3 separate regions of the Homo sapiens genome follow, and regions 1 and 2 are each linked to region 3. Evidence: chromatin loops called from intact Hi-C (ENCODE). Cell type or tissue: heart right ventricle. All regions are shown on one strand. Each heading gives the region's core, and the rest is flanking DNA. Links, peaks and the distances in the headings are about the cores only.

Region 1 (10,439 bases), core at 4,276-6,775, 830 kb before region 3:
CCCCAGCTAAATCTCATGTTGAATTGTAATCCCCAATGTTGGTGGAGAGACCTGGTGGGAGATGACTAGATCGTGGTGGCAGATTTCCCCCTTGCTATTCTCATGATAGTGAGTTCTCATGAGATCTGGTTGCTCGAAAGTATGTAGCATCTTCCCCCTTTAACTCTCTCTCTCTCTCGCTCTACCATGTGAGGATGGTGCTTGCTTCCCCTTCACCTTCCACCATGATTGTAAGTTTCCTGAGGCCTCTCCAACAGCAGAAGCCTGTACAGCCTGCAGAACCATGAGCCAATTAAACCTATTTTTTTTTATAAATTACCCAGTCTCAGGTAGTTCTTTATAGCAGTGTGAGAATGGACTAATACACATCATAATTATTTGAAGTCCCTAGTTCACATTAGGGCTCAATACTGACATTGCACATTCTGTGGGATAGGGCAAATGTATAATGAATGACATGTATCCACATTTATGCTATCATATAGAGTATTTTGACAGCCTTAAAAATCCCCTGTGCTCTGCCTATTCATCCCTCTTTCCTGCACCTCAGACTCTGGAGACTCCTGATCTTCTTACTCTTTCCTTAGTTTCTGCCTGTTCCAGAAAGTGATATAATTGGAAACCGACAGTATGGAGCCCTTTTAGACTGGCTTCTTTCACTTAGTAATATCCATAAGGTCACCCCATATCTTTCTATAGCCGAATAGCTCATTTCTTTTTAGCTTTGAATAATATTCCATTGTATGGATACACCATAGTTTATTTAGCCATTTACCTGTTGAAGGGCATCTTGGTAACACCCAAGTTTTGGTCATTATAAATAAAGCTGCTATAAATATCCACATCCAGGTTTTTGTGTAGACATAAATTTTTAATAGTTTTGGTTAGATACCAAGGAATTTGATTGCTGAATCATATGGTAAGACTATGCTTTGTTAGAAACCACCAAACTGTCTTCTGAAGTGGCTGTGTCAATTTGCATTCCCACTGGCAGTGAGTGAGACTGTTCATTGTGCCATCTTCTCGATAGCATTTGTTGTTGTCAGTGTTCTGGATTTTGGCCATTCTAATAGTTGTGTAGTGGTATCCCACAGTCGTTTTAATTTGCATTTCTCTAATGACATATGATGTGGAGCATCTTTTCGTATGCTTGTTTACCATCTGTATATTTTCTTTGAAGAGGTGTCTGTTGAGGTCTTCAGTAGGGCCTGTCATCTTTAATGGATCGTGAACACCATTTTTTGTTTTCCATCTCCATGAGTTAGCTGAAAGCTACCATCACTCTTTTGGATTTCTAGTCTCTGATTTTAAATCATCAAGTGCCTTGATGAGAAAAGTCATATTGAATTTTGGGATTACTTGACATCTATTCTCTCTGGAATTTTGGTATCACAATCCTTACTCCCTTGCTATTTCACATAGATTTTTTGAAAGTATTTCCTCTGCTTTACTTGTTAACCTCAGTAGGAAGATGTTTTCTACCATTGCCAGAAGCAGATATCTCTTCCTGCTTCAATATTCTTCATAGGTTTGCCCCTGGCTAAATATTAGAGATTTATGCAGTTGCTGGCTGGCCCTTTTCACAATAACACACAGCAATTTTATCTGCTTGTTGTGTATTTTTCCCCATTCTATGTTTTACTCATAAGTTTGAGAATAGTGGCAGTCACATAGGAAGTAGGCATTACTCATTCATGGGAATAGAATTCAGACAAGAGGTTAGAGTAGAAAACACCAATTCTGGAAAATGTTGATGAAGTTTTGTTCTCTCAAGGAGTTTTATCACACATATGGACTGTTCAGTAGAATCCTGATTGATCAAGTGGACCAACCAATACAATGTTTATGCTTGAAAAACCAAGATTAACACAAATGATGTGTGTGTTATTGAACATCTTAATGTTAGTGGGAAATCATCATGTGTACACATAAATATAAATCATAACAGCAACTCTGATGTATGCAGAAAGTTCATATCTTTCAAAACATAAAAATAGTGATACGAGTTCTCATGGTCAGGGTAAAATGAGTATATCATTTTAAATTGCATTGCATTATATTTTTAAATTTGTAATTAATATCACAAATAATCAGTTAATTTAAATTCCTTTTTAAATTATACTTAATTTGTTTACAAATGCAGAAGTTAACTATGTGTTAACTCTCATAATGCACAATAAAGATGTTGATTTTTAAGATTCTAATAGACACAATTTTCATTTTTGACATTTTAGCAACCATCTTAAATTACAGAAAATTATAACAACTTGAAACCATGTTCATTTCAACAGGAATAAATAGCATTGTTTAACGCTAAGACAATTGATGACAAAATGACAGTCAATAAAATCAAAGCACTATCCAAACCATACCTGGTGAATCTGTCTTAAGCAACATCAATCAAATAATGAAATACAGATTTCAAAAATGCCTCAAAATGCATAAGGTACAAGGAGATATACATTGACATAAACCTTATTATTTAGTTTTCTGGAAAAGCAAAGCAATAATTTTCTTAAAAAGTTGTTCAGCATGACTTAAAACTCATGTTTCATGATGCCAAATTAAGCAGTGGAATAAAATTTAAGCAGTTACATTTTTAGAAAAAATCAGAATTAGCAAATTCAGCATTTAAATCAGTGCACCAGGCAAAACATGAAATAAGCCATAATATATAGGAAAAGGAAATGAATAAAGTTAAAAGCTAAAATATTTGAATTGACTCACTCATACACCAAATTTGATAAATCAACCTAAAGGATTATATTTTTAATTGACCTAGTTGTTATATGAGATTTTAAGAAATAATTTTCTATTATACAATAAAATATAAGGATCACAGAACAAGAATACATAATGACATATCACAACATTTTAAAACCTAGGTGAAGTCAGTACATTTTTATGAGCATGGATTATTGAAATTCTCTGAAAAGAAATAAAAATATTGACGTAAAAACAAGAAGGATTTGTTTTTTGTTTTTTGTTTTTTGTTTAAAAAAAAAACAAAAACAACTTACCCCCAAACAAGTACGAGATCTAGTTAAATCCATGGATTCATAGGTATGACATTAGCTTTTTGACTAGGCTATGAATAGAAGCTAGAAAGATATCAAGAAGACTGTTAGCAGGAAAACAAAAGACACTAAGAAAATATTTATAAGAACCTGGAATAAAGATCACATATGTGACAGAAAGTTTATTTAGTAAAACTGTGCCCTGCGAAAACATGAAAAATAAAAAGCAATCTTAGATCTGGGAATCTAACTTGGGATTTCCAAGCAGAATATCAAAAGTGTCAACTGGTTTATTTCAACTGTATATGATAGGTGGGAATAGAGACAGAAATGTAGAGTAAAACTTGAAATATTTTACTTTAAGCAGAATTTAGCCAAAATATAAAGAAGCCAGCATTTTCTGGGATAGAAAATAAAAATGTTTTTCACTATAATCTTTCCATTTAGCAAAAATGTCTTCAAAGTAGGAAATAACATAATGGTAAAGTTAATATCCACAATACTACTATGGAAACAAAACCTCAAGGTAAAGCTCGTATCATGGGGGTGATTGTAAAGCCTTTGTTAAGACCTCAGAAAGACTTAAGACAGACTTTTGAAAACCATCTCGTCTAGACTAGAGGACAGTACATTTTTTGTAAGCCCCAGACAGTAAATATTTTAGACATTTCTGGCCATATGATGTCTGCAGCAACCCTCAACTCTGTCACTTTAAGGAGACTATGGGACTGGAGAGTATGGGAGAAGAAAGAAGTGAGGAAAGGAAGGAGAGGAGAAGAGAGTTGAGAACAAAACAAAACAATATATAAATTATGTACATTTCAGCATGCTATAACCTCCAAAAATTATTAAAACATATATTGCTCCCTGGTCAGCTTTGGTGAGGCTGCTTTAAAAGCGGGGGGATTAGGACTGGCACCAACCTGAGACAAATTCCAAACTCATCTTTACTTTGCCTTTTATCTTATAGTGCCTGGTCAACAGCCTGTATGAAAAGGTTTATCCTGAGCTACTGCAATCTTCTCCAGAATTCTCCTCCAGTTCCTAGCCCCTGGCATTCGCCTCTCTCGAGTTGCATGGGTCTTCTTGGTATAACTTCCTAGTTCATTTCAGATACTGTCTCCTGCTTTCAGTCTCAGGCTTTGGCTCACTAGTTTCCTTTACTGGACACTGCAGCTTCATTATAAGTCTTCTCTGGGATCAGAGGGACTTCATCGCCTGGTTATTTTTCTCTGCCCACCTTTCAATCCAGATATTTTTGCTACTTTCATATCCCTGACTTTCATCTCTCCCACACTTAAAAATCTGGGTAAATTTTTGCTATATTTCTCCCAATTTCCTGCCATTGCCACCATTCTCTCCTACCTTAGAACTTTTGTTTTTTGTTTGTTTTTGTTTTTTTGAGACAGGGTCTCCCTTTGCCACCTAGGCTAGATGCAGTGGTGCAATTACGATTTACTATAGCTTCGACTGCCCGGACTCAAGGAATCCTCCTCCCTCAGCCTCCCAGGTAACTGAGACTACAGGCATGTGCCACCATGCCTGGCAAAATTTAAAAAAATGTTAAAGAGTCTCACTATGTTGCCCCAGCTACACTTGAACTCTCAATCTAAAACGACCCTCCTGCCTCACCCTCCCAAAGTGCAGGGATTATAAGCACTGGCCAGTGCACCTGGCCTACTTCAGAACTTTGCATTCATCATTGGGACAACTATGATTTGGTTGTTTTTTTAATTGTTTGTGAGTACCTAAAGATGGTCACTCTCGGGAGATTGGGATGAATTATGAGATACATGTTACACTTCATTACTTTGTAGAAACTCTAAAAATTTTTTAATCCTATGCAAAATGTTTTGATGGAAGCCATGTGATTTTATTAAAGTTAAAGCTGAAGAAATAAACACATTCTCAAGTGCTACTGCAAATAATGTATTAAAGTTGAACATGGTTAAAATGTTTGCAGCCCTTAGGTAAAGTATTTAACTGAAAATAATAAAGAACTTGATGACAACTAATTGGCTGCTTTTTGATGTTATAAACCAAAAGACAATTTTTTAAGCATAAACTACACAACCTCAAACATAACCATGAGGATCCACTAACAATTCAAACGTAGCATAATGTGTTGTCTCCCGATCTTTATTTCAATGACATTTAAGATAGTAAGGTCTATGAGATCTGTAGCTATAAATATTTCTACATTTTAGTCTCTGAGGTTTCACTTTCTCAAAGGGAGTAAGTGGTTTTAGGAGATATTGCTAAGTGATATGAAATATCTGAACCACCAATTTTAACACAGAATTCTGAAAGTTCTTCATTCTAACTGTTGCTGACGTCTCTGCAATTTCTCCACTTTTTAATATCACAAGAGAAAACACAGGCTGAGATTGTTTTCTGCCACTATGCTGGTGGTCATAGTTTCAGTGTTACTGTTCACAAGACAAGAACTCTACTCTGGTGTCACTTTGCCATGTTCATCACCTGTAAATATTTTCCTTGAAGGGACTATTGTAAAAAATAAATCTACCCTTTCAAGTCATTTTTGAAAACTTAGTATGTGCTCATGTGAGACGGTTACGAAAATGTTCAAAAAGCATGGTATTTGTTTCTTCTCCAAGGATAAATCTCATCAGCTGTAGAGGAAGCATCAGTGTTACCAGCTGAGGGCGGCAGAGAGACATAAGACAGGTGAAAAGAAAGGTCATGTTGGGTTGTCAGTAATCCTAATTCTTTTGGAATTCAGAAATTCTGTCCCTGGGATCAGATGTAAATTAGTTTCAATTAGTAGTGACAGTGTCTAGAGTTAGTCTGGGAAGGAAAGACTTTAGCTCTCCTTCCCCCTTTGTCCTGCATTTATTTAAATATAGGCAATTGTGTTTTGGAAATCAATTTTACATACATTTATATGCAAACCCTTCTTAGATTACTTCTTACAAGAGTTTTGTCCTTCTGTAAAAATTCTGAAGTTTCCACCTCCATTGTTCCATTTAGGGATTACAATAATACAGATTACATTAATTTACAGGTGCAGTGGATTAAGGTAGCCCTTGGCCAAAAAATAAACTCAAAGATAGATGTTAAAAAAAAAACCCTATGTAAATTATCTCATCCACAGATACATTTTTTTAATTGGAGGCCCATAGCCTTCACTTTTAGAAAAATAACATGTTAAAAATAAAATACATTTTTTATTCAAATCTAATATTTACTTGATGAATATTAGTTTTTTCTTTCCATTCACTCCAATTCTATTATGTTAACTTGATTTATTTCATTTGTCTATTCTGATTTTATAATCCATGGTAATAGCTGGTGCTTGTTACATATATTTTTGGCATTTTATTTTCTATTGTTTCATATTTTATCCCAGATTCTTTTAGAACAATTTTGATTTTAAATATTTTCTATTTCTTTCCCCCCAGCAATAACAGAGCATTTGAATTTTAATCTCACTTGTATTTAACCAGAAGTTAATAAATTCTAAATATACTCAAGTATGATTTTAGATATTTCTTTAAGAATGCTCTTTTTATGTTATAGTTTTATCCTTACATTATTCTATTTTTATTATTAAGAATAGAATTTTTATTATCTTTAGGATTCCAAGGTGTGCTAATATTTTAAAACTTTTATTGATGCACAATTGATTAGTACATGTCTGACAAGCTTATAAATAGCTTAAGTAATTATAATAAATTGTTAATTTTTTATGCTGCTATTTTCAGCAAAGTAATAATTTCATTTTAATGGTTTACCCCATAATAATTATGGTTTACATGGCACTACAAAACCATTACATGGAATTCTTGAAGTAATTATAATGAAACTGTTGGTTGCCACTTAACATTCATTCTCTTTTTTCCTTTATAAAAGACTAAAACTAGGCCGGGCGCAGTGGCTCACGCCTGTAATCCCAGCACTTTGGGGGGCCAAGTCAGGTGGGTCACTTGAGGCCAGGATTTCGAAAGCAGCCTGGCCAACATGGTGAAACCCCATCTCTACTAAAAATACAAAAATTAGCCAGGTGTGGTGATGCACACCTGTAATCCCAGCTACTTGGGAGGCTGAAGCAGGGGAATCGCTTGAACCTGGGAGGCAGAGGTTGTAGTGAGCTGAGATCGTGTCACTGTACTCCAGCCTGGGCAACAGAGTGAGACCCTGTCTCAAAAAAAAAAAAAAAAAAAAAAAACACTGAAACTAAAGTTACAACAAAATGTGTTTTTTGTAGTATTGTTAAAAATAATAAACGTCTTAGATTTTCTTGAAGCAAGAGTGGCCAAGTAACTCAACTCTAGGTCATAATATTTATTTAAGAATACTGATGGAGGGTTCCAGAAAAAGTCTTTTACAAATAGTCATATTCGAGTGGCCTGACTCTGCAGTCCTGCGCCCTGTATCTCTTCCTCCTGTCTGGATCACAGAAGCAGCATCCATAGCCAGAGCAACTGTTACATGAAGGGGTTTTCTCTTGTTTATAGGTAAACACACTCCTGACTGATGAAGATGTTATCCTTACATTTTGTGTTCAATCATTTATCTCTAGGACTTGGAAAAAAAAAACATATTGGGCCTGGAATATGGATTTTAGAATTCCTGGCATTTCTTTTTCTGTGTTATTGCTTTCAAATTATTGAAGATACTGAAAAAAGCAAAAAAAAAAAAGAATAAAGAATAACTTAGAACATCAATATCTATGATTCAGATTATGAAAGTGTAGAGAAGCAGATGAGTAGCGGTTCTTTGTATTGTTTGATGATTGTGGTGTATCTTTTTGTTCTATTTTCTAACATAATTTTTGTTATTGTTTGTAAACTCTTTGTTTATAATATCCATAGGGCTGACTCCTATTCTAAAATCTTATTTTGGATACTCACTTCATTTGTTTCCTTATTTTATATCTTTATTTTTGGCAGGCATTTTCAATGAACATTTTAAAAATAATACCAATGCTAACAATTATAATTATTCCTCTAAGTATATTTGGCCAAATCTTTATAATTTTAATAAACTTTTTCTTACCCTTATCTAAATTTGTTATATTCTGTTGTCATATTACATTATATCATTTATGTATGCTATATACAGTATTTCTTTTATTAGCTTATTAGATAAAATACAAATTTACTGAATTACTTCTTAAATACTAAGCCATAAAATCTTAAAATCTTGTATCGTTTATTTCCAATGTATTTGTTCAGGTAATGTGACAAGTCGCACATAAAATGTTTTGAAATATATTAAAGTATTATTTGCAATTAATTTTACAATCAATTTCTATTTAAAATTTTGGGTTGTTAGGTCCAAACACTGTTTTCACGTAAAATTTAGTCTTGTTAATTATATTGTTAAATTCCATCATGTTCTTTTTTACTCTGTCGTAGGATATAAGTGCTATGTTAAAAATCTCTCACAGAATGTTTTATCTATTTCCCTGTTTTTTTCTTTTTTAAGACGGACTCTCGCTCTGTCTCCCAGGCTGGAGGGCAGTGGCGCGATCTCCGCTCACTGCAAGCTCCACCTCCCGGGTTCACGCCATTCTCCTGCCTCAGCCTCCCGAGTAGCTGGGACTACAGGTGCCCGCCACCACGCCTGGCTAATTTTTTGTATTTTTAGTAGGGACGGAGTTTCACCGTGTTAGCCAGGATGGTCTGGATCTCCTGACCTCGTGATCTGCCCGCCTCGGCCTCCCAAAGTGCTGGGATTACAGGCGTGAGCCACCACACCAGGCCCTGTTTCCCTATATTTTAACAAATTCATGGGTTTTTTTTGTTCTTGGCCCGGTGACATAATTTGGCCAATGAAGTGCAAGGAGAGGCTTTCAAGCTAGTTGGCAGAAGATTGAACAGGCAGCACTCATTTCTTCTTGCATAGTTTCCTCTGCCACAAGAACTGCAGTAGTCTACAGGCCGTTCTGTTGGCTTCCATGTGGAGTGAAGATCATGCGAAGCATTGGCATAGCTGGTCCACAATGGACGTGCAGAATGAATGAAATAATTCGAATTACTTATGGGGTTGTTTTCACTTGCAGCATATCTTACCTTTTGATAATTGGTAAAATAATTAAGTGTAGATGAAACAGATAAATGAGATGAGATAAAAAATAAATGAGTCTGAATTTCAGGGGAGATATATGGGTAGGAGGTATAACTTCGATGGTCAGTAACACAGATGGTGTTATCCAACGGAATAAGTGTAGAGAACAAGACAAGAAATCGGAAGACGGAGGTCTGGGACCCGCAACGTTAAGAGAGCTGAAAGAAAAAGAGGAAGCAGAAACAGAAATAAAAATGTTGAAAACAAAGAGGTAAATGGGAAACCAAAAGAGTATGGTAACCTGGGAGTTTAATAAAAAATGAGTTTCAAAGAGAAGGAAACCCTCAGCTACATCAAATGCTGCATATTGGTGGTGTGAAATTGACAATTGACCACAGGGTTTAGCAACTTGAAGATCACTGGTGAGCTTGACCAGTTGTGGGGGAAGAGTGGAGACAAACGCATGTTTGGACAGGATTTAAGAGAAAATTGGAAAAGAAATGTTGGAGACATCAGATGCAAACAACAGTTCTGAGAGGCACTGAAAAGGGAAGAAAATAAACAGCAATAGCAGCTGGGGAAATGGGATAAGAAAAAAGAGTTTTTTAAAAGAGGAGAAACTGCGGAATGTTAATGAAAGTAACATACAGAGATAAACATGATAATGCAAGAGAAACAGGTGAGAATTGAAAATGTGCCCCAAGTCTGTGCAATAGAATGGAATTCACTGCAAAAATTATTGGAAATATCTTCAGATAAGAATATGATTAGTTATTCTGTAGTAACAAGATGAAAACAACAATATATGAGTACAGATGCTGGTACATGGTGGTAGTAATCTGTGTGCTTGACTTCAAGTTCCCTAGAAGCGAGCCTAAAATGGGGATTCCCGTGCAAGTGACTTATCTAGCAGCTGTTCTTGGAAGCTAAACCTACCAGAAGGTTAGAAAAGCAACTCTGCATCCATTCTTTTGTATCAGTGAGTCATTGGCTAACAACCATTTGCCAGTGGTATGAGAGGGTTAGTATAACTTTCCAAGCACTTCCAGAAAAGATGATTTCTGTGGCTAAAGACAAGTCTCTGGGGAAGTGTATGAGTGATAAACAATTAGCAGCCAATACTCAGCAGCTTGAGATTGGAAGCATCAGTCCAGGAAGCAGCACCAACTGCTATGCTTTCAGAATTATCTGATTACTTCAGTTTTCTCTGCGAAGTAGGAAGCAAGGTCATTAAATGAAAGAGGATGAAAAAGGAGGTGGTTGATATTTGAGAAGAAAAATACATACATATATGTATTTTATGTATATATAATACATTATACATACATATAAACTCACACACATACCATAGCCATATGTAAGTATGTGTGTATATGTGTATGTGTGTGT
Region 2 (10,439 bases), core at 4,226-6,725, 430 kb before region 3:
TAAATCACAAAGATTGTACCTCTTAACAAATGTGTATTTGTTCATTTGTTTGAAAAAATTTCTAAAAGAAATTGTTTACTGTTACTGGATCAGTGGTTCAACAACACAAAAACCACCATCACTATAGTTTCCATGTCTTTTCCCTCATAGGAAAATACTAGATAATGGCTGCAGTTCTGAGCATTTTGACTACAGCCATGGTAGGAAAGACAGTGGAAAGAACAATACCACCTTCATCTTTCCTTTTCAGCAAAGAGTAGAAATCTTTCCAGAATCCTCCAAGAGGAATTCCATTTATGTTTCGTTGACCTGGAATGTATCACATGGTAATGCTTAGACTCAAGGGAAGCTGGGAAAGTAATTATAGCTTTTCTGGATACTATGTTGGGTGTTAGCCAAGTGAATCAAGTGGATAGATATTCAGAATGAGTGTTGGACCCACTATTAATTTTTAATACACTAATGGAAGAATCAGAAATTTGATAAATGAATGAACTTTTTTTGCCAGATTTTTGTTTGTTTTGGTATAGATTTAGTGGGTACAAGGGCAGTTTTATTACATGCATATATCATGTAGTAGTGCAGTCTGGGCTTTTAATGTGGCCATCACCCAGATAGCGTACATTGTACCTATTAAATAATTTCTCATCCCTTACCCCACTCCCACCTTCTCACTCTTCCTAGTCTCCAGTGTCTATTATTCTACACTTTATGTCCAGGAAATCATGTCTCTCAAATGAACATTTATGACCTTACAACAAGTAGATGTTTGTAACTCAAATAATTACTCTCTTTTTGGAATAATCTTTTTACCTGTTTGAGCTTCAATACCTTTATGGGAAGAAAGGCACTAGAATAACACAACTTGTATTGTGAAGATCAAATGAGACATTGTATGTGAAACTGCTGTGTGAGCTGAGGCCTATAAATTATTTATTATTACGTTGGGAATGTGATAGGCTAGAGATATGGATATGAATAACTAAATAATGCATCGTATAAATGATTTTACTTCAAATTTCTTTCTGTCGGATGATCTGAAATTAATAACGAAAGGCAAAATGAATGACCAGTGAGTCTATTCAACCCAGTCTAAGGAAAGCAACTGTAGATGGTATATTTCTTTTAATAATTTCTTTGGCCTACTTCAGCTACCACATTCTATCCTTAAGATGAAGATAAAAATCAAAAGATCTTTTAAACAGGTCTTTCTATAGAAAATTTTAAGCATCTGTAAATATTTATCCAGAAAAATACCCACTACAGGCATATTAACCATCCTCAAACTTTTAAAGGCCCACCAAATAAAAACTGTATTGAAGGTTTAACCTTTTATATATGACCCTAAATATGTGAAAAAAAGAAGTAATAGAGAAATAAATTTCATCTCAAATGTAAAAGAAAAAATTACAGTTGTCAATGTAGCTGATGAAATTTTCCAAAAATGGTACCAATAATTTATTGTATTCCACATGCTATTCTGCAATGGAAACTTGCCCTGCCTGCACTCAGGAAATGAAATATTCTTATCTACTCCATTGAACCTGTGCAGGCTCTGTGATTATTTGGACCAACAGGATATGGCAGAAGATATGCCATGTAATTTCTGAGACGAGGTCATAACAAGCCTTGCAGCTTCCAGTTGCATCTCCTGCAGTGCTTGCTCTTGAGAATCTCCCCCTCAAGACCCAGCCACCACACTACAAGAAACTCAAATCCCATGGAGAAGCTAAACGGAGACATTCTAGTTGAAAGTCCCAGCTGAGCTCCCAGTCAACAACCAGTCATGGGTCTGTGTATTCTTAGACGTTTTCCTTAGGCAAGTATTTGGATATGTCTTGCTTCTCAGCTACCTGACAGCAAAAACATATAAGCGATTCAAGTGAGAACCATGCAACTGAGCCCAGTTAATGTATAGGAAAATTAGAGACAATCATGGAATGATTGATTATGCAACAAGAGATAACCAAAATACTCAAAGATGAATAAAACACTGTTTCATATGGCATCAATGTTTTAATGTTTACTGAGTGCTTACTATATGTTATATACTGTTCTGAAATACTTTATACACATTATGGTTTTGGTTCTTCACTTAATCATCTTAGATAAGTACAATTATTATCCTTGTTTTACAGATAAATAAACTGAGGCATATAGAAAAACAAAATGGTCACCTAGCTAGTAAATTCTTAACTGGTATTCCATTAAGACTCCTTTAAACATTTTAGTTGCAAAAATAGGCAAAGCATTTACCTTTGGTATACAAAGAGCTAACCATTAGATTCTTGTTTCCAGCATGAGTGATTTCTATGCCTACCATTGGATGACAGGGGGAGCAAACAGAAAAGAAGGGATAAAGAGAGAAGGAGCTGAAAAGACAGGTTATGTATTTTTAATGCTACACTTACTATATAGATATATTAAGAGTACTTCAGAGTGAACATTTATTCATCAATTCATTCAAGAAATTTTGAGCGAAGTTTTAATATGTACAAGGCATTGGTTAGATTCAGGTGATAACAATATTGAAAAAACTAAAAAGCAATGCCCATGCCCTCAAAGAGCTCAATTTTCATGAGTAGTGGGTTTTTTGTTAAGGAATGTACCTGAAAAGACTAGAAAACCACCTGAAGAAGCCATTAAAGGCAAAATTCAAGAATAAGGAGAAGAATTGCAATAGAAAGCTGTTAAGCTTCATTTTAGCCCCAAGACTTTATGATTTTACTTTGCAAGGAACTCATATCTACTTTTCATGGTCTGATAATCTAGGTCAGATAGATATAGTCCTGGTTAGCAGGAAAAAAAAAAAAGTTGATGGTGTCTTTTAATTCCAGGGAGGTTTCTGTGAGCTGAATCAGAGATATTATTTTGTAGGGTGTTTTACCACCAGATTGCTCTTTTCTCCCTAGACTAGGCTGACCTCACAACCAAATGACATATTTCTTCTTACTATCTGCACTGCCACATAAGTCCCTAATGACACCACAGCAATAGAACAAGGAGGCTCAAATAATGTCTATTTTTGGAGGAAACTCGGGCTTTATCACTTTTTTGAAGGTGACATAGGAAAGTAGGGCAGGACTAATCACAGGTAAGATTGGATTTTAAAAAAAAAGAACCTTTTCATAAATCAGAGAATGTTATAACAGAAATGAATCATAGAATTTGTAGGGAAAGGTAAGAAATCATTACTAACAGAGGCAAATCTTCAATAAGAGCAGTGAGAGATCTTTCCACAATGAAATGAGATATCTTTGTAAAAAAATCTTCAAACTATTTCAGTTCCTTTTAAAGTAACTCCGAAGTCCTCCCCACCCACTCAATGAATAAAATATTCTATTTTAGCTTATCTGAGGCACCTAAATTTTGTTTTGTAAGCAAATCATTGTTTTTCATAATCTAAAGTGAATTTTATTTGAAAGAGCATCCCCTAATAACTCAGAAAGTTTAAACAACGCCAACTTCCATTTTCACAAGGCCTTTTGATTCAAGTTATGGTGGCTTTGGAAAAGCCGGGCTGCAGAAGGGAAATTCTACCATGAATGCTGCCTGCACAGGGCTGAGCTCCCCAAGGAGCAGAGACAATCCTTGACAACGCTCTGAGGTAAGATTTCTTTTACTTAATCTGTATGGGGTTTTTTTTTTTATCATTTTTGATGAATCTGATTCTCATTCACTTCGACAGCCTTTGAGGTGTTTTGATTCAGAGAGCTCACACTGACTTCATTGAAAGGACCTGTAAAGTGCAGCTCCAGTTGCCCCTGAAAGCTCCTACTGCCTTAAGAAGCACAGGAGCACGCTTTTGGCAGATAATGTAGCATCCATAAGTACAATGCTCTGGCAGCCACTATAGATAAATATTTTTTATCTGCCTTAATTTTTTCCCTTTGTCTGATGAATCTCCTCCAATTTACAAAAAAGAAAAATACTTCATTAGTTAGTCACATTTTAAAATTTTTTCCACATGTAGGCAGTATTTCCATGCCATATGAACTATGTAAGCAAATTTTTCCTTTTTTTTATAGATTATCTCTGTGAGTTAGTCAGCCAGCGCTTTGTGAATTAGGGGAGTTAAATAAATAAAAGGGGCAAATACAAACTGAGAGCCTGATGTTTTTCCCCAATAATAAAGACAGTGATTGCTTAAAGAGATCCCCAATTTCTGTCTCAATGTCAGCTCTGAACTAACAGGATGATACAGAACCTATTTATGCCAGGGAAAGCTTAGAAAATTTCTTGCTTAGTCCTCTGGCTCTGGAGAATTCCAAATGCCTAAAATGATTCTCAGCATGCAGAGACCACAATGAAGATGACGCAAACTTGATACAGCGCAGTCAGATGTTCTACATGTCAGGCTACAATGGGTGAGAGTCAACTCTGGTTGGTCTGAGTGTTGTCCCATGGTTGGATCTCCCCAGGCACATTACAGACAGAACCTCATTTCTAGGCCTGCCTTGAACTACCGTCATTCCTCAAGGAACATTTTAGATGTAAACTCCCTCAAGAATAGTTTGAGGGTGATCCTTTGCTACTTTGCAGCTAGCTAGGACCCAAATGGTCCACTGGTATCCACAGTGGGGAAGTGATTTGCTTGTTCTGATGGAAGCATAGTAGAGTGAGAAGAGAGAAGATTTCTCTCTTCTCATTCTTGGACTATGCAAGAGAATAATCATTGCCCAGCCTATTAATACCTGGAATTTGGCTACACACTTTATGCATATAAGCTCATGTTTCTTTGCAACAAACCTGTGATTCAGGCATTCTCAGCTCCATGGTTCTCACACATGGCCATGCCCATCTGCACAGATGCAAACACACACAAAAGCTTCTTAGGGAGAGTACATACTCATCCGAGTATTAGACATATTAAATGTAGTGTGAGCATTGAGATTTGAGTCTACTGGACTTTCAAGTCTTTTCTTTCCTGGGATTCTGTTCTATTTGTACAACTTACTAAATTCTAGATTTTTCTGAAGGTAACTCAATTTTTTAAAAACCTGGTTTATTCATCCTTACTATGAAGATAAAATACCTTCAGTTTACGCAATTGCTGTAAAAATGAAATGCAGTAACATATGCATACGCCTTTTTTTTTTTTTTTTTGAGATGGTATCTCATTCTGTCACTCAGGCTGGAGCTCAATGGCCGCCATCTCAGCTCACTCAACCTCTACCTCCTGGGTTCAAGCAATTCTCCTGCCTCACTCTCCCGAGTAGCCTGGATTACAGGTGTGTGCTGCTACACCTGGCTAATTTTTTTTATTTTTAGTAGAGACGGGGTTTCACTATGGTGGCCCAGCTGATCTCGAACTCCCGACCTCAGGTGATCCACCTGGCTCAGCCTCCCAAAGTGCTGGGATTACAGGCACGAGCCACAGCGCCCGGCCTGCATAAGGCAATTTTAATCCATCCTAGGATATGGTCTTTAATAACATTAGTTCATTTCTCTTTATCTTGTTTCCCCAAATGGATATAGTGTTTCCTGATATGCTCTCACTAAACAGGCTCTTCCAATCATTTTAAAGTGACCAAATATTTAAGTTACCCATAGAAAATGTCTATATATGCATGTAAGACATGTATTTATGGATTTGTATTTTCAGTATTTCCAACGTTCATTATTTTTATTCATTCAGGCAGTTTTTAGTTTGACGTGCATTCATTGGCTACATACAGAACTCTGTTCCAGGCCCTGTAGGTGGCACTGGAGCTAGGAAGATGGAAACACAGGCTCTCCATCCAAGGCGGTGCTGTCTTAGCCTGAGAAATAGACATTTACAACACAATGTGGAAACCACTGTCATGGAAACAAGAACTTACAGAACAGAAATCTGAATCAACATTAACCGTGTCTGGAAAGGGCTTTGGTAGAAGGAGATGTCAGGCCAAGAGTAGAATGAGTAGGAGTTAGCCAGGCAATGGAGGAGGGAAGGTGCTGCTGTCCACCAGATGGGCAAGACACAGCTGAATCCAGGAAGCCAAGTAATGTAGCTTCCTGTGTAGCTCAGTACTGACCTCTGAGAGAATAGGCATTAGTTTAAAATACAGCATTCAAAAGTCCGGAGGAACTGGTATTCTTATCTCACCAAGTCTACATAAGTTTAGACAGTGAGAAACGCCTCCATTGGGTAGAAAGCAGTGATACCTGATAATCAACTCCTTGGAAGAAATGTACTCAACACTGTGACCTAGGTGTTTAGTCACATGAATACTGGGAGAAATTCCAATCTTCACCTCGGCCAGCAAGGAAAGGTAAAAGATATCAAAGATCCAAGGGCAAAGAACCAAGGGCAAAATTACCCTCCTCTCCAGGAGCTGAAACATCAAAGGAAATGCAATTAAAAGCCTAATGACAAGGTTCATCTACAGAAGTTCTATTTGTACAACTTACTAAATGTTAGATTTTTCTGAAACAACTCAATTTTTAAAAAGCCTGGTTTACTCATCCTTACTATGAATATAAAATACCTTCAGTTTACCCAATTGCTATAAAAATGAGATGCAGTAACATATGCATAAGCCATTTTATTTTATTTTTTTTGAGATGGTGTCTCATTCTGTCATGCAGGCTGGAGCACAAGGCAATGGGTCCACTAGACTGTGCCAGACTCACATGGGCATCCACGGCACAGGCCTACAGCTGGACACCTAATTCCTGACTGTGTGAACTGGCTGCCCTAGGTTGGCTGTTATGCTGTCTTGAAAAACAAAAGGTACGATAGTCAAAGCAAAATCAAACAAACCAGAGAGTCTTGAGCTTTAGATTCAAGCTCAGATTCCAATCTCAATTTGTCCAGCTTCTCTGTGTTCCCATGATTAATTTACTACTATCTTCTTCCAGCCTCAGTTTTCTCATCTGTAAAAATGAGCTGTAGCGGCCGGGCACGATGGCTCATGCCTGTAATCCCAGCACTTTGGGAGGCCAAGGCAGGCAGATCACGAGGTCAGGAGATCGAGGCCATCCTGGCTAACACCGTGAAACCTCATCTCTACCAAAAATACGAAAAATTAGCCAGGCATGGTGGCAGGTGCCTGTAGTCCTAGCTACTTGGGAGGCTGAGGCAGGAGAATCACTTGAACCCGGGAGGCAGAGGTTGCAGTGAGCGGAGATCGCACCACTGAACTCCAGCCTGGGCGATAGAGTGAGACTCTGTCTCAAAAAAAAAAAAAAAAAAAAAAAAAAGAGCTGTACAGTCTGTATCACAGGGATGTGTCATGAGTAGGAAACATAAATGGAAAATAATTTTGCAAGCTGAAAAGCACTGCAAATTAATATGAGAAAAAGGTTTATTTAAATCTGAGCACACTTGATATACAACTATTACTGTTTGCATTGCTTTGAATAGCAAAAACAGTATATCTATAAAATACTTATTTTTGAGAATTTTGAAACAGAAAAAATTGACTATGGACACACAGAATGTTTAAACTTTATGATTTACTTCACTTCTGAATACACACGTCTCTTCTGAGCAATAGAACCAGTTCGGTTCCCATCGTATAACTTCACTGCAAAGTTAACTCTTCTCTTTTCTGACTTTACTTATTTGTACTGATTCTATTTTCAGCAGCTGTAGTGCTTTTTATTTATTAACTTTTTTAATATAACAGGAATATCTAAGACAAAAATCGATATATTCATAATAATGTCTCCACACTGTTTTATAATATAAATGACAAACTTACAGATGTAAAAAAATGATTTTTAAGTTAAATTTAGTTGTTCAAATTTTTCTATTATTAGTTTGAAGCTTCTGAGTGGAAAACAGCAACCGTGATGTTTAAAAAGTATTCAAACTTTACATCTTATTTCCTCAACACAGGCTAGCCCTAGGCAAATCTAACCATGTCAGACGCCTGCTAAAATTCCTTCCATGGCTCTCCACTGCCTTCATGATTGAATCTAAACTCCTTAACTTGGCAATCAAGGTCATCTTCTTGATTATCCCCTTATTTACCTTTGAACTCATCTCTACCACTAACCAGCCAACATCCTGATCCCCAGCCATTCCAAAGTCCTTGAAATCTCAGAAGTCTCGTGCTCCATTTTTCCTCCCTGAATTTGTTTTGGCTGCTGTCTCCCCTATAAAGTCATTTTTTTTTTCTATCACTTGTCTCATATTTATCTAGAATATACCATCCCTGTGTAAACCTTCAGGAATGCAATCAATGGCATCAACTGTCAGCCGTTTTCCTACTCGTATCCAATTCTACCTGCCTCTATTTAGCTTTGCTCTCAAACACATTCTGTTCTTGGGGCAGCAAGACCACCACTGTCAGTCCCAGTCTTACATACCGTATTCCTGTGCTTCCCCTGAGAGCTCCAGCAAAAAATCCCAGGGAAAACTCTGATTGGCCCATCTTAGATCAGTACACAGCCTAGAACCAATGTCTGTGGCCATGGGAATGAAGAACTTTCATTCTTGCCAGTCTGAGTTATATGCCCGTATCCATTTTGATGGAAGAGAAGACAATAACACCACTTCAAATCTATAAACTACTATAGCAAAGAGAAATGGTGTGATTCTGGTCCTCCAAAAGCAGGTATACTGACATTACGTAAAATAATATATGTAATTCTTCTTTTGTAAGTGTCATCATGCTTCTAACCCAAGGAATTAAGTATTTTTATTTATTGTTAACAGTACTGTTACCAGTATCTCAATTACTTTTATTTGCTTTTACCAGTAACAGTTTTTTATTATTGTTTTTTGTTATTGTTCTGTTTTTTGTTTTTGCATTCAACTGAAATTGCTTATTAGAGGCCAACATTCTAGTTAAATACACAAAAATTAGAAATCCAATTATCATGGTAATGGTTAGTTAACATTTGAAAGAACTTTAGAATAAAGCGTTTTTATACATAACGATTGCACATTGTGAAAATGAGTGATTTTAGCATGAAAGCCAACAAAATTAGAATACACAGCAAACATCAGCCATAAATATTTCTGAAAGAGAGCTACAATGTTGGGGAAAGATAAACAGAAGAAAAGAATGGAGGGTAGAGGAGGAGGAGGAGGAACAGGAAAAGGAAAAAAGAGAAGAGAAGGAAGTAGGAAAGAAAGGAGAAGGAAGTAGGAAAGAAAGGAGGAAGAGAGAAAAAGGGCCGCAAAAGTAAAGGAAATATAATTTTTCGAGGAATAATTTTTTTTCTCTTCATACAACATACCAAAACTTGAATCCTCATGTTGCAATAGTCATGTGTTTTAAATATCTAAGACACTAAGTTGTCTGAATCTATTTCCTGGGAACTGGAAATAGGAAAAATAGATCCTTCCCTATATACAAAGATTAATTACACAATTTAGCATGGTTTTCTAAGGCAGCACGTTTTCATTGACATGCAAACTGAAGTATTTTTTTTTTTGCATGAATCACCCTGAAAGTACTAATTAGAACTTAAAATTCTCATTTGTAAATCATATGAATCTTATGAAACATGCTTCTGCCTTAGAGAACCATTTCCTAAGGGCTAGCATATGACCAGAGTGTGGAGCAGATGTTCTCAAACAGATGAAGACAACCTTTTAAAGCTCAGAGCAGCCCATGATAGTGGGGGTAGCAAAGCCCTATTGGATTTCTACAAGTAAGCACTAGGAAAGGAAAATGTTTTGCATTAAGTGGTCCACTAGGCTTTTAGTTAGGTGAGCATCTGTACTCCTAGGTCATAGTCTCTGAAAGTAAATGAGTTAAAATCCCTGATTCAGTTAGGAAGATGCAAAAGTGATCCACTTATAATTTAGAGGAAACAATTAGAAGTAAGGACTTAGATTCGATTGGAACTCAATCTTTATTGATCTGTATGTAAACTATATGCACTAATGTCTGTAAGGATCTCTTCACACAGAGCTTGTTATGCTTACCTCTAGGAAGCCATGTGGCAAGACTTAACAGTGTAATCACACTGCAAGAGGCCTTGAGTGCCGAATATGTTTAAGATACTTTCTGAAAACACCTCTAAGATGGCTCTCCAGATTTGGCAAACAAAGACTTCCTGAGCTGCTGCTGCTGTCCATTGTCCTGATTTGGCATTACTCCCTTGATATTTTTTTAGTTGCAGCTGTGAAATTTGAGCATCTCCAAGCTCACGGTGATAATATACATCATCTCTCAAAATCTGGGCTATGAGAGCATTTTTCAGATTTCAGCAAATTTTATACCTCCTCTACCTCATCCATGCAATAAAATATTGATTTCTAAATCAAATTGAAAGGCAATCAAAGTGTAAGTGTCAACAATGTGTTCTCCAGCTTCCACTTATTTTCCCTTTGACCCTAATTAGTCCTTTACATTTCCTGATATCATCCTTTATTGTTATTTTTCACTCATAACACAAAAATAGCTCTGATCTTGAATCTGTCTTAGCTTCCCTTTGGTCATACTAAAATCATATGACATCGACTTTGCTGCCAACCACAGAGTTTCTCAATTTGA
Region 3 (10,439 bases), core at 4,014-6,513:
GGGAAAGCACCTCCGCCCGTCAAACCACATTCTCCCAAACCCTCCTCACCCTCTCCTCCACTCCACGGTGGACGTGGAAGACAATCTACTTGGGCTTTGGGATACTTTACATATTTTCATTATGTACCCTTTCAACTGATATTTTTTATTTGCCCAGTCCCATATACTGTATACAAGTATAGAAGTACATTAATATAATAAGCATAATATAATAAATAAACAAGCATATACATTTTGAAGTTATTTGCTTTATAGTTTTTGGGAGTTCAGAAGAGAAATATTTCCTGGCTTTTTCCCAGCGTTCTAGAATAGAATGTACACCTCCCCCTCCCTAGCAGTGCATCAGAGGCAAACACCCTAGTTCTTCAACCTCTTCCTAAAACCTCACAGATCAAGGCTTCTGCCAAGGTTCCTCCAGAATTTACATCCTTTTGGCCTCCAACTCCAATTTTATTCTGTAAAGAATCAAATATAGCTTCCCTGTCAGCCACAAGCTGTGGCCGTGCTTCTCAGATATTCCCTGCTCATCAACATGCCCAGTCTCCATGCTCCATCCCACCTCCTGAGGGAACGGACCCCTACCTTAACCATCCTACATCTAAACAAACGAAGCTTAAGAAACCCAGAAAAGACAAGGAACCAGTATTAGTTGCTTCTTGCTGCTGCAACGCACACCACAAAACACATTACCACAAAACAATACAAACTTATTCTCGTACAGATTTATAGGTCAGAGGTCAGAGGTGATTACAGTGGGCTAAAAATCAGCCTGTCGGTGTGCTTGTGTTCTTTCTACAGGCTCTAGAGGAGAAGCCACTTCCTTACCATCCCCAGCTTCCAGAGGTCACCTGTTTTCTTGGCCCCTTCCGCCATTTTCAAAGCCAACAGTGTAGCATGTTTAAATCTCTCTCTCTTTGTCTCGGACTCATGCCTCACTGTCCCATCTTCTCTGACCCACCTGCCTCCCTCTTTTAAGGTCTAAGGACCTTTGTGGTTATATTGGACCCACCCAGATGATCCAGGATAATCTCCACAGCTCAAGATCCTTAACCATATCTGCGGTCTCTTTTGCCATGTGAGGTATTAATAACATAGTTCTGTGGATTGGGACGTGGGCATATTTGGAAGGCCTTTGTTCTGCCTGCTGCAGATCCCCAGTGCCAAGGTTCAGGAAGTGAATCAGCTGGAGAAGGAAGCTGCATTCACCTTGATTCCAAACTTTGTGGAATGGAGAAAAGTATGTCCCAGGGTCAGACACCCATGGACTCCCACCCCAGCTTTGCCAATAACCCAGTTGTACAATCCTAGGCAGTGGTCCCCAACCTTTTTGGCACTAGGAACTGGTTTTGTGGAAGAAAATTTTTCCACAGATGTGGTGGGGTGAGCAGAGGATATGGTTTCAGGATGAAACTGTCCCACCTCAGATCATCATGCGTTAGCTACATACTCATAAGGAGCACGCAACCTGCATCCCTCACATGCGCAGTTCACAATAGGGTTCGCCCTCCTATGAGAATCTAATGCCTCTAATACAGGAGGCGGAGCTCAGGCTACAATGCTGGTTCACCTGCCACTCACCTCCTGCTGTGTGGCCGGGTTCCTAACAGGCTGCAGACTGGTACTGGTCCATGGCCCCAGAGGTTGGGGAACCCCTGATCTTAGGCATGTTATTTGATCTCTCCAAGATTTATTTCCTTTCCTGTAATGTGGGGAAAATAATGCATCTCTCATAGGGCATAAAAAGTACAAAAGTACCTTATATAATGATAGACTCTTAGTAGATGTTCAATACAGGTTAGTTCTTTCTCCATTCTGACACTGACAGGTCTAATTACCCGTCATACTAACTAGCACTTGCGTGCCATTTCCAAGGGTACCAACTGCCCAAACTATATCATTTTATTTAATCTACAACACAGCCCTCAAGCTCTACCCGATTCTCCAAAACCTGAGTCCGATCAAGGTGAAGAGACTCAGTCAGTGATAAAGGAAGAAAGGGCAAAACAAAGACTGCAAGCCTACTGGTTTGACTCCAAATCTGGTGCTTTACTACCCTGGCTAACAGACCTCTTGTTATCCAGTTCTGGTCACCATACTGGTTAGAAATTAAATGTTTGGCCAAAATAGATTGGAGGGTAGGAAATGAAGCATATTGCCTGTTATCTTTGTGAAGTTTGCAGAAAAGCAAAACAGAATGAGGAACTGGAGGCTCAGGAAAATATTTTCTCTCTGGAGCTGTTAGGCATTTGTAACAAGTTGTTAAGGCAGCTTGGCTCTTACGACTGTATGGCTGGTGCCAATTTGGAAGCTTTTATAGGTCTCTAGTTCCCCTGATATTATTGGCTAAACCAATAAGTGGTTAATTTTTTTATGTAAAAAGAATTCTAACTCTGAAAACACTTGTGAGAATTCAAGAAACTCCGGAGTCCCACCTAAGGATTTTTTAGTGAAAGAATGAATTATGACAAAGAGAAATGCAATTGTGGACCATCATAGTAGCTGAATAAACATTTCTCAGTACTTAATGTCACAGAACATAGGAAGAAGTTTTGTGTTTTTGTTGTTGTTGCTCTTAATTGGGATTATTAAGGAGCAGCATAATTACGGGCTGAGGCTTTTTGCCCTTGGTGACGTAAGGGACTTTGCTCTCCATTCTCCTGGCTGGTGATTATCAGGCCAGTGACTTGGATCCTGGTATGACAATTAAGATTGAGTAGTGTCATCTGTTTCATAATTAAATTCTATCTTCCATATCCTTTGAATGCTGTATGGGCGTTTAATTGGCGGATGCTATTTCTGCTGCCACTGTGGCGTGTCTGAACAACAAAGTCAAAATAACAGTGATTCCGCTCCTTGCAGAATATCCCAGTTGAAGAGAATTTGCTTTCTCTTTGGCACAGAAAGAGCCCTGAAGTCCCAATTTAGACACAGCAGTTAAGAAGTTGAGGGCCTCTGAATTCCTGCAGGTTCTCACTCAAGGTGATATTTAGGGTCTACCATTGCAAATTAAAAGATCAACTTAACTTGCATGGGAGAAAAGTCATCTCTGTCCTGTAGATGACTTCTCCAAAGACATAGAGAACTCACTAGGGGATCATACACAGGTTTGTCTGTATAACCATCACAGGCAGAGAATATCTTTTTTTAAAAGTCTGGCTCATTTTCCTTCACTTACTAGAAAAAGAGTCTCTGAGAGTATGTATTAAAGTATTTATGTTAAACACCGTTAAAATACACTTCCAGTGTATTTATTAACAGAGAATTCAGAAGCATTAGGCCTCCTCTACAGATGTATCTTCCTGTTGCATCTTTAAGAAAGCAGCGGAAGATGTTTAAGACCATGAGTAATGTACTCAGTGAAAAATGAGAAAAGAAACTTATAGGCAAAGCAAAGAGAAACAAATCCTCCGTGCAAAAATGAAAATGCTATTTTTTTAAAAACTAACCTATGATTTAGAAACCATCTGCAGAATAATCTTGATTGTGTCCTCAAGTAGAACAACAAATCCATTGAGTTTAATCAAACTCAAAATAATTCTAAAGAGAAATTAGAGATGTATACAAAAGAAGCTAAACAATACAGTATAGCATCCAGGTAAAAATATTATATGCTAATTAATAAACAATTGTAGGGGACTTCATGAACTGTGAATGAAAAGATTAGTGTGAATCTTTATGCAAAATGCTTAAATCCATGTTAAGACGAACAAACTCTTTAAAATGTAAAACCTACACATATAAAAATATGCAGGAAACACAATATGCTCTTTTAAATATTCTTCTAATCACATGATTATATTTTAATTATAGTTTTCATTTGTTGAAAGTATATTCAAATGCAATATTTTTCTTTTCTTCTGGATAACAGTCTTCACTGCCTTATTTTCATCTTAGGGTGATTCAGCCTATAATGATTTAGAGGCCAAATGTTCAAACTCTTTTTAACAGATTACTCACGATGCAATTAAAATTAAATTATGTGCATAAAATTGATATTTTAATCAAATCATTGCGTATCTCCATAGTGGTTTAGCAATAAGGAGAAAAAGACTGGCCTGAAATTCCCAGGATTTTGTCTTCCTTGCCCTTTGGGAATTTCTTTCCTTTTTAGTATCCTTAACAGATTACTGTTTGGCGGGGTCAGAATTCCCATGAATCATATTTAAAGCAGTTCCAGCTTATTTTGAATATTTCATGGACGCTTCCTGTCTCAGTCCATTTTCTGTTGCTCGTAACAGAATGCCTGAAACTGGGTAATTTATAAAGAAAAGGAATTTATTTCTACAATTTGGAGAGCTGAGAAGTCCAAGGTCAAGGGGACATATCTGGTGAGGGCTTTCTTGCTGGTAGAGACTCTATGCAGAGTCCCAAGGTGGCACAGGCCACCACATGGCAAGGAGGCTGAGTGTGCTAGCTCAGATCTTTCTTCCTCTTCTTATAAAGCCTCCAGCTTTACTCCCCATGATAACTCACTAATTCATTAACCCACTATTTCATTAATCCATTAATCCATGCATGAACCTCTTAAAGGTCCCACGTCTCAATAATGCCACACTGGGGATTAAATTTCAACATAAGTTTTGGAGGGGATAAATATTCAAACCATAGCACTTCCTCTGTAGCTCAGCCTCTAACATAAAGAGATAAAAGGGCATTACCATGTCCAGTTTTAGACCTTTGCTCTTAGAAGAAAAATATTCACTTAAGGAGTAGAGTAAGCCTACTATAATTATGTTTCTTTTCAAATCACCCTGATTTGTTTCTCTTGTTCTGCAGGAATTATTTTGTATCTTCCCATTCTTGACCTCTATGTCAAGTGACTGTTTCAGACTTCACAACTTAGGCATCACCATTTAGCTTCTACTTCTGGTCTTACACTACTTTGTTTCTCACTCTTTAATTAGAAATGGTTAATTTGACTTCATGTCTTAAGGCAAGGAGAAAATGAGTCTTAAACAGTATTAAGCTCCCATAAATATTTCACTTTATGCTAATTCCTGTGCTTCCAGCTGAGCCGTTTGAAGTTCTCAAAAAAGTGTTTCTGTTCCCCTCAATTAAATACATAACTGGAAAACAGTAAAATAATTATCAGTTTTACTACCCTGCACTTTATTTTCCAAGCTTTCATTCTGGACGTTTTAAATTTTTCTTCCACATTTTTCTTCCACTAACCCAACCCAGTGTCATAGGTGCTGCCTCCAGCCTGGTTAGACTCTAAGACCCAGGCTTTGGAGGAATCTTAGAGCTCCCTCAAGTGGACATACGTTTAATGCACCCTTAATCTCTACAAAACGTTTTTGGCTGCACCCTCGGTCCAGGACAGGAGTATTTAACTGTCCCAATTTAGAAACATAAGTAGTTTCCTCTTTAAGCTAAAAATATTCTGAAAAGAAAGAAAAGTTCAAACAAGTTTGCAAAGCAAATGGATTTGAGTGGCCAATGAAAACATATCAAGTCAGGCTTTTTAGTTATTGGTTTTGCTTGTGAGAATGTAACTTGGAATTATTAATTACAATATCATCTATTCATTTGGATAAAATGTTATCTGTTGAGGAAATTATAAATGCAACACTTATATGGCACTTATGCTATTGCCACATGTACCATACACCAGGCATTGTTCTAAGAGTTTTCCATATATTAATTCATTTCATCCTCACAACATTCCTCCAAAATAGGTCCTTTAATACTCCCCGTTGTACAGATGAAGAAACTGAGTCACAGAGAAGTTAAATAACCTTTCAAAGGTTGCAGAGCTAGAATATGGAAGAGCCAGTGTGCAAACCCAGGCAGCCCAAAGTTCACTATATCATGCTGTTTCTTACCATGCAATGAACAACTGAATATACAAATACACACACACGCGTACATAGACATATCTCTATAAACACACTTATATATGCACATACGCCTTCACATGTTACACATCCACACACATATACACACAAATGCACACATATACACATACAGAGAGTATATATTATAAGGAGCATATTTTACACAAAAAAATAAAGTATAAAAGCTAAAAGAGAAGAGAGATAAATTACAAACATTTTAATCAAAGCTTTAAAAACTTTACTTATCCAACCTGGGCAACATGGCAATGCCCCGTCTCTACAAAAAAAAAAAAAATACAAAAATTAACCGGGCATAGTTGTGCACACCTGTAGTCCCAGCTACTCAGGAGGCCGAGGTGGGAGGATCGCTTGAGCCTGGGAGGTGGAGGTTGCCATGAGCCAAGATCATGCCACTGCACTCCAGCTGGCATGACAGAGTGGGACTCTGTCTCAAAAAAAAAAAACAAAACAAAAACTTTGCTTATCATATTTCCTTGTTATTGCTTATCATTACTCATTAAAATTTCTGGTCATCTCATCTCTTACTCTAATTCACTTACTCTGACCTTGCTTCATTAAGACCATTGAAAGTTTCTTTCCTGTGTGGCTACGACATTTGCTGTTTTTTCTACTGGAAACTTCCGCCAGTTCTTCCCATGACTGGCTCATTGTCATGATTCCAGTTTCTTCACGGAGAGGTCCTCCTTGACTTTATAAAACACCCACCGCCTCACTCTCTACTACTCAGCATCCCTTTACCCATTCCACTTTACCTCCATAGGCCTCACCAATGATTCAAAAATATATTACCTGACTATCATTCACTTGCTTCGAGTGTGTCTCCTCTACTAGAACGTAAATTCCATGAGGCAGGACATGTTAGGAACTCAAAAGATAATTCTCAGTGAATGATTGAATTATTACATGTTCCATTCTGATGGCTTTTGAACAAATGAAAAATTGTGATAATAGTCTATATCTCAAATACATTTTTTTCATAATGTTTTTCTGTTTAAAGTGTGTTCTTAATACTTTGACTAAGTATCAAATTTTAAAGTCTGAAAATATTTAAATGTGTAGCCTCATAACAATTGTATTTAAAGGTTTTTTTTATTCTTTATTAACATGTTACTCTTGCCTGATGTTGTAACAAGAACTGATGATAAACTAGATGTTTAAGTACATGCAAAAATTGTGCTAAAATAGTACCAGAAAAGAAAATTTGTAAATCTGTAAATTTCTATAAACTGGGATAAAATCTTAAAAGACTTTTTCTGGTTTTATTCATGGACTGTGTCACCATTTTAGAATCTTATCACATATATGGAGTGTATGTCTGCTAATTAAGTCATATTTAGCAAAACCATCAGAGATTGATAATGGGAAGGTATCCACAGAGTAACTACCCTAAAAGAGTGTTACTAATAACTAGATGCCATTTTCCTCATACTTGCCATTCAGCATCCTATACAGCTGATAGGTGGGGAATCCCATCTCCACCTCCACTCCACCACCAGGTTCTCACTGTAAATCATAGAATGTCCACATTCCTTCCTTTCCACTTCTTTGCTTCTCTTCTGTGACTCTTCTCACTCCCTACCACAAGTATTTCATCAGTTTTTATAAAAATAGACCTTTCTTCTTTTCTAGGCTCCAGACCTTCTTTCTTAGGCCTCTATTATTATATTGATTAGCTCAAATTATATACATAAACATATACATACATATGCATGACACATATGCATACATATATACATGCATGCACATATGCATGTGTATATAGGTTTGCACATATACATACATACATATATACTCTTTATGATATTGAAGCTACTTTAAAATTAATTTCTTGCTCTATTAGCCTAAGTAACTCAAAGCATCCTGTCCCCAAGCACTCCATTATCCACAAGTGTGTAATATGAAGGCCTCCCTGTGGGGGTGAGGGAGTTTGCCATACTGTACTCAATATCATCAATTAATAGATGGTTCAACCTATTTTAGATTTTGAGATACTGAGCGAGTTGCCAAATATCCAGCTGAGAAGACCATGGGGTAGAAGAAAATTTTTGAATCACCCATTCAATCCTAGATCCTACTACCATATAATCAATTTCTTTAGGGTTTAAATATATTTTTATGATACCATATAATTTCATCTTTTCTATTCCTTTTTCTTTTTTTTTTTTTTTTTGCCTTGTATGCCATTCTTTCAAGCCCAAAGTTAGAAAAATTCCATTTTTTTCAGTCAATCCATTACATCAGAGGCAACACCAACAAGAGTAATTTTGTGATTTGAGTGGCTTTTGTGTGTCCATAAGAAAATGTTGTTTTGTGATTTCATTTCAAACTCGACAGTTATATAGCTATCCTCCATTCTAATACATTTAGAGTCTTCTTCTATTTGATTTTTACTGTTCTCCTTTATTCTTTTGTCTCCAGTTTGCTCTAATGACAGTGAAAACTAAGTACTCATACAATTTCTCTGCAAGCAGCTACTGACCACGTGGCAGGAAACAGCGAATGTTATGCATGACTTACTACACAAACCCTTTACTTTAGAGAAACAAGCCCCAAATAAGTAATTTATTTGTAGCAATAAAACCCAAATGAATAAATCTTGTTTTCAGAGAACAAATGAAAGACAATCTCATTTCCAAACATATGTTCTGGTTTTTTAACCCCAAATGAAAGGCCAAAAACTGAATATACTGAAACACAGGCAAGAAGCAATACTTTAGCCACATTCTAGAATATTGTTTTAATTATGGAATTTAAATTTATTATAAAATAATTGTTTTACAATTTTTACAATTTTTCTTTTCCTTTGATCAGAAAGGAATTGTGGACATTTTGAGACATTCATTAACCATATTTGTATTAATTTATGCCCATTGTTTGTACTCATACGATTGATATTTGCATTTCTATTTGCTTTTAATTGCCAATAATTTATTCTTTTTTCCATTCAGTTTTTGAACTATAGAAAACATTTGTCAGATTTTTTAATGAGAACCAGATGCCTAAAAATATATAACAATTTATTATGCGGTATAAATTTTTATTAATGGTGTATATACAAATAGCAGTTCTACACTGTGGCAAATGATTTACATTTTCTATATTCAGTTGGCTAAATTTAAGTAGTTTTGTTAATCACAGGAAAATTAATGGGAAAATTTGAAGACATTCCTAAATAATGACAATATTCACATCAATTATCCTCATTGTACTCTATAGTTTACTAATAACCACCTCAATCAAGGTGTCTTTCACTGAAACAAATCACTCGAGTTTATTTCAGTTACAGTTATATGACTCATTGAAGGATCATAATATAGTCCTCTAATTGAGAAGGGGTGGGCACACAATATGAATGAAGGTGATGGGAAGCAGAGAAAAGGAGGCACATTTCTCTCCGATCGTCTTAGTTCCCCAAGGTGTCCTTCCCAGGCCCTGCCTCGTGGTGAGCTCTGGCACACCTTTGTTGCCACGTGCTGCATCCTACCACAAACACCATTAAATCCTCTCCAACTTTGGCTGGCCTCTCTGCTATTAATCTACTGGAACATTACTGGGGATTTAAAAAAAAGGAGGGCTCTGCTTGGGAGGGATTCCCCGCCCCCCATCTCCCAGTGTCATTTTGTCCTCTCTCTGAACTTGAGTGTGCTGGCTGTGAACCTGTTTTGATCAGCAGAATTTGAAAATCTGGTCCCTCATGCTGGGATTTAATGTCAATATTTGTGCCCAACATCTGAACGGAGAAGGGGGTCCCCAAGCACTGTTCTCTCCTCTAACTGTCTTTCATCACAATTACTGCCTTATTCGATGTGATTTCAGATGCTTGGGGAGTGCTGTGGAATCATGCTAATAGGATGGTAAGGAGCAAAATTTGTCTCATTTTGGAAGAAAATTCACATAGATTTGTACGTTTAAGAATACATTGCCACTTAGCCATATTTTTGAACATGCAGAAAAATAACTTTTTGGCAAGATAGTATGTTTTTAAGAATGAATGAATCCATTTTGTTTATCTAAACCTCACCGTGTTTCAGAGAGGACAGCTGAACGAGGCAGGTTAATGTAAGGAATAATATTTAGTAAATAGTTAGCAATCAAAGACATGTCATTTGGAAAAGAATGAATCAGCCACCAGGTTTAGGGTCCACGTTATCCCAAGGCTAAAAGGAGCTCTCAGTAGACTCTCAAGGGCATTGCACGAGGTAAGCAAATCTGTGTCCTTAAAAGGATGGAGGTGTCAGCAGATGGCGATAGCCACATGGTTTCCCACATGCTATCAGCACCCTAGATCATATGGCGAACACTTTGAACCACGCTATCCACAAGCTATTTATTTATTGTTCAGAGAGATCATACTTCATGTTGCTCACATCAGGGTCAAGGGCAGGCTGAAGGCAGAGTCCAGTCTCTATCTTATGTAAGGAGGTTTATTCCTCACCAACAGTAATAAATCTGAGCCTCTCTCCATATAGAATCTCCAACCCTGAACTCAGCATTTTTGATAGGTTGACCCCCAGACAACCTTAAACCATATAATTAAAAATTGACTTTTCATCCCTGAGACAGAGGTAAGAGAATGGATAT

What was found. Peaks named below come from ENCODE experiments on the same cell type or tissue, not always from the same donor. Only the 100,000 strongest peaks of a DNase experiment are listed, where the experiment ranks them.
Region 1: it touches region 3 in a loop (18-fold over the local background); 29 of 110 quality-filtered maps call a loop at or near these places.
Region 2: a loop joins it to region 3, with 4 times the contacts of the local background. A loop is called at or near these places in 15 of 110 quality-filtered maps.

What each region holds. Positions count from the first base shown.
Region 1 is chr5:30,396,001-30,406,439 of GRCh38, forward strand. No RefSeq gene overlaps it. Among named protein-coding and RNA genes, the nearest start is that of CDH6, 790 kb to the right of the region's middle. In heart right ventricle, for the core only: a CTCF peak has its summit at 5,693 (motif pointing right); no DNase peak of the experiment used is centred there.
Region 2 is chr5:30,799,184-30,809,622 of GRCh38, forward strand. No RefSeq gene overlaps it. Among named protein-coding and RNA genes, the nearest start is that of CDH6, 390 kb to the right of the region's middle. In heart right ventricle, for the core only: a CTCF peak has its summit at 5,684 (motif pointing right); no DNase peak of the experiment used is centred there.
Region 3 is chr5:31,227,226-31,237,664 of GRCh38, forward strand. The region is part of intron 1 of CDH6 (cadherin 6); the gene reads left to right. Among named protein-coding and RNA genes, the nearest start is that of CDH6, 39 kb to the left of the region's middle. In heart right ventricle, for the core only: CTCF peaks have their summits at 5,257 (motif pointing left) and 5,458; no DNase peak of the experiment used is centred there; H3K27ac peaks cover 961 bases.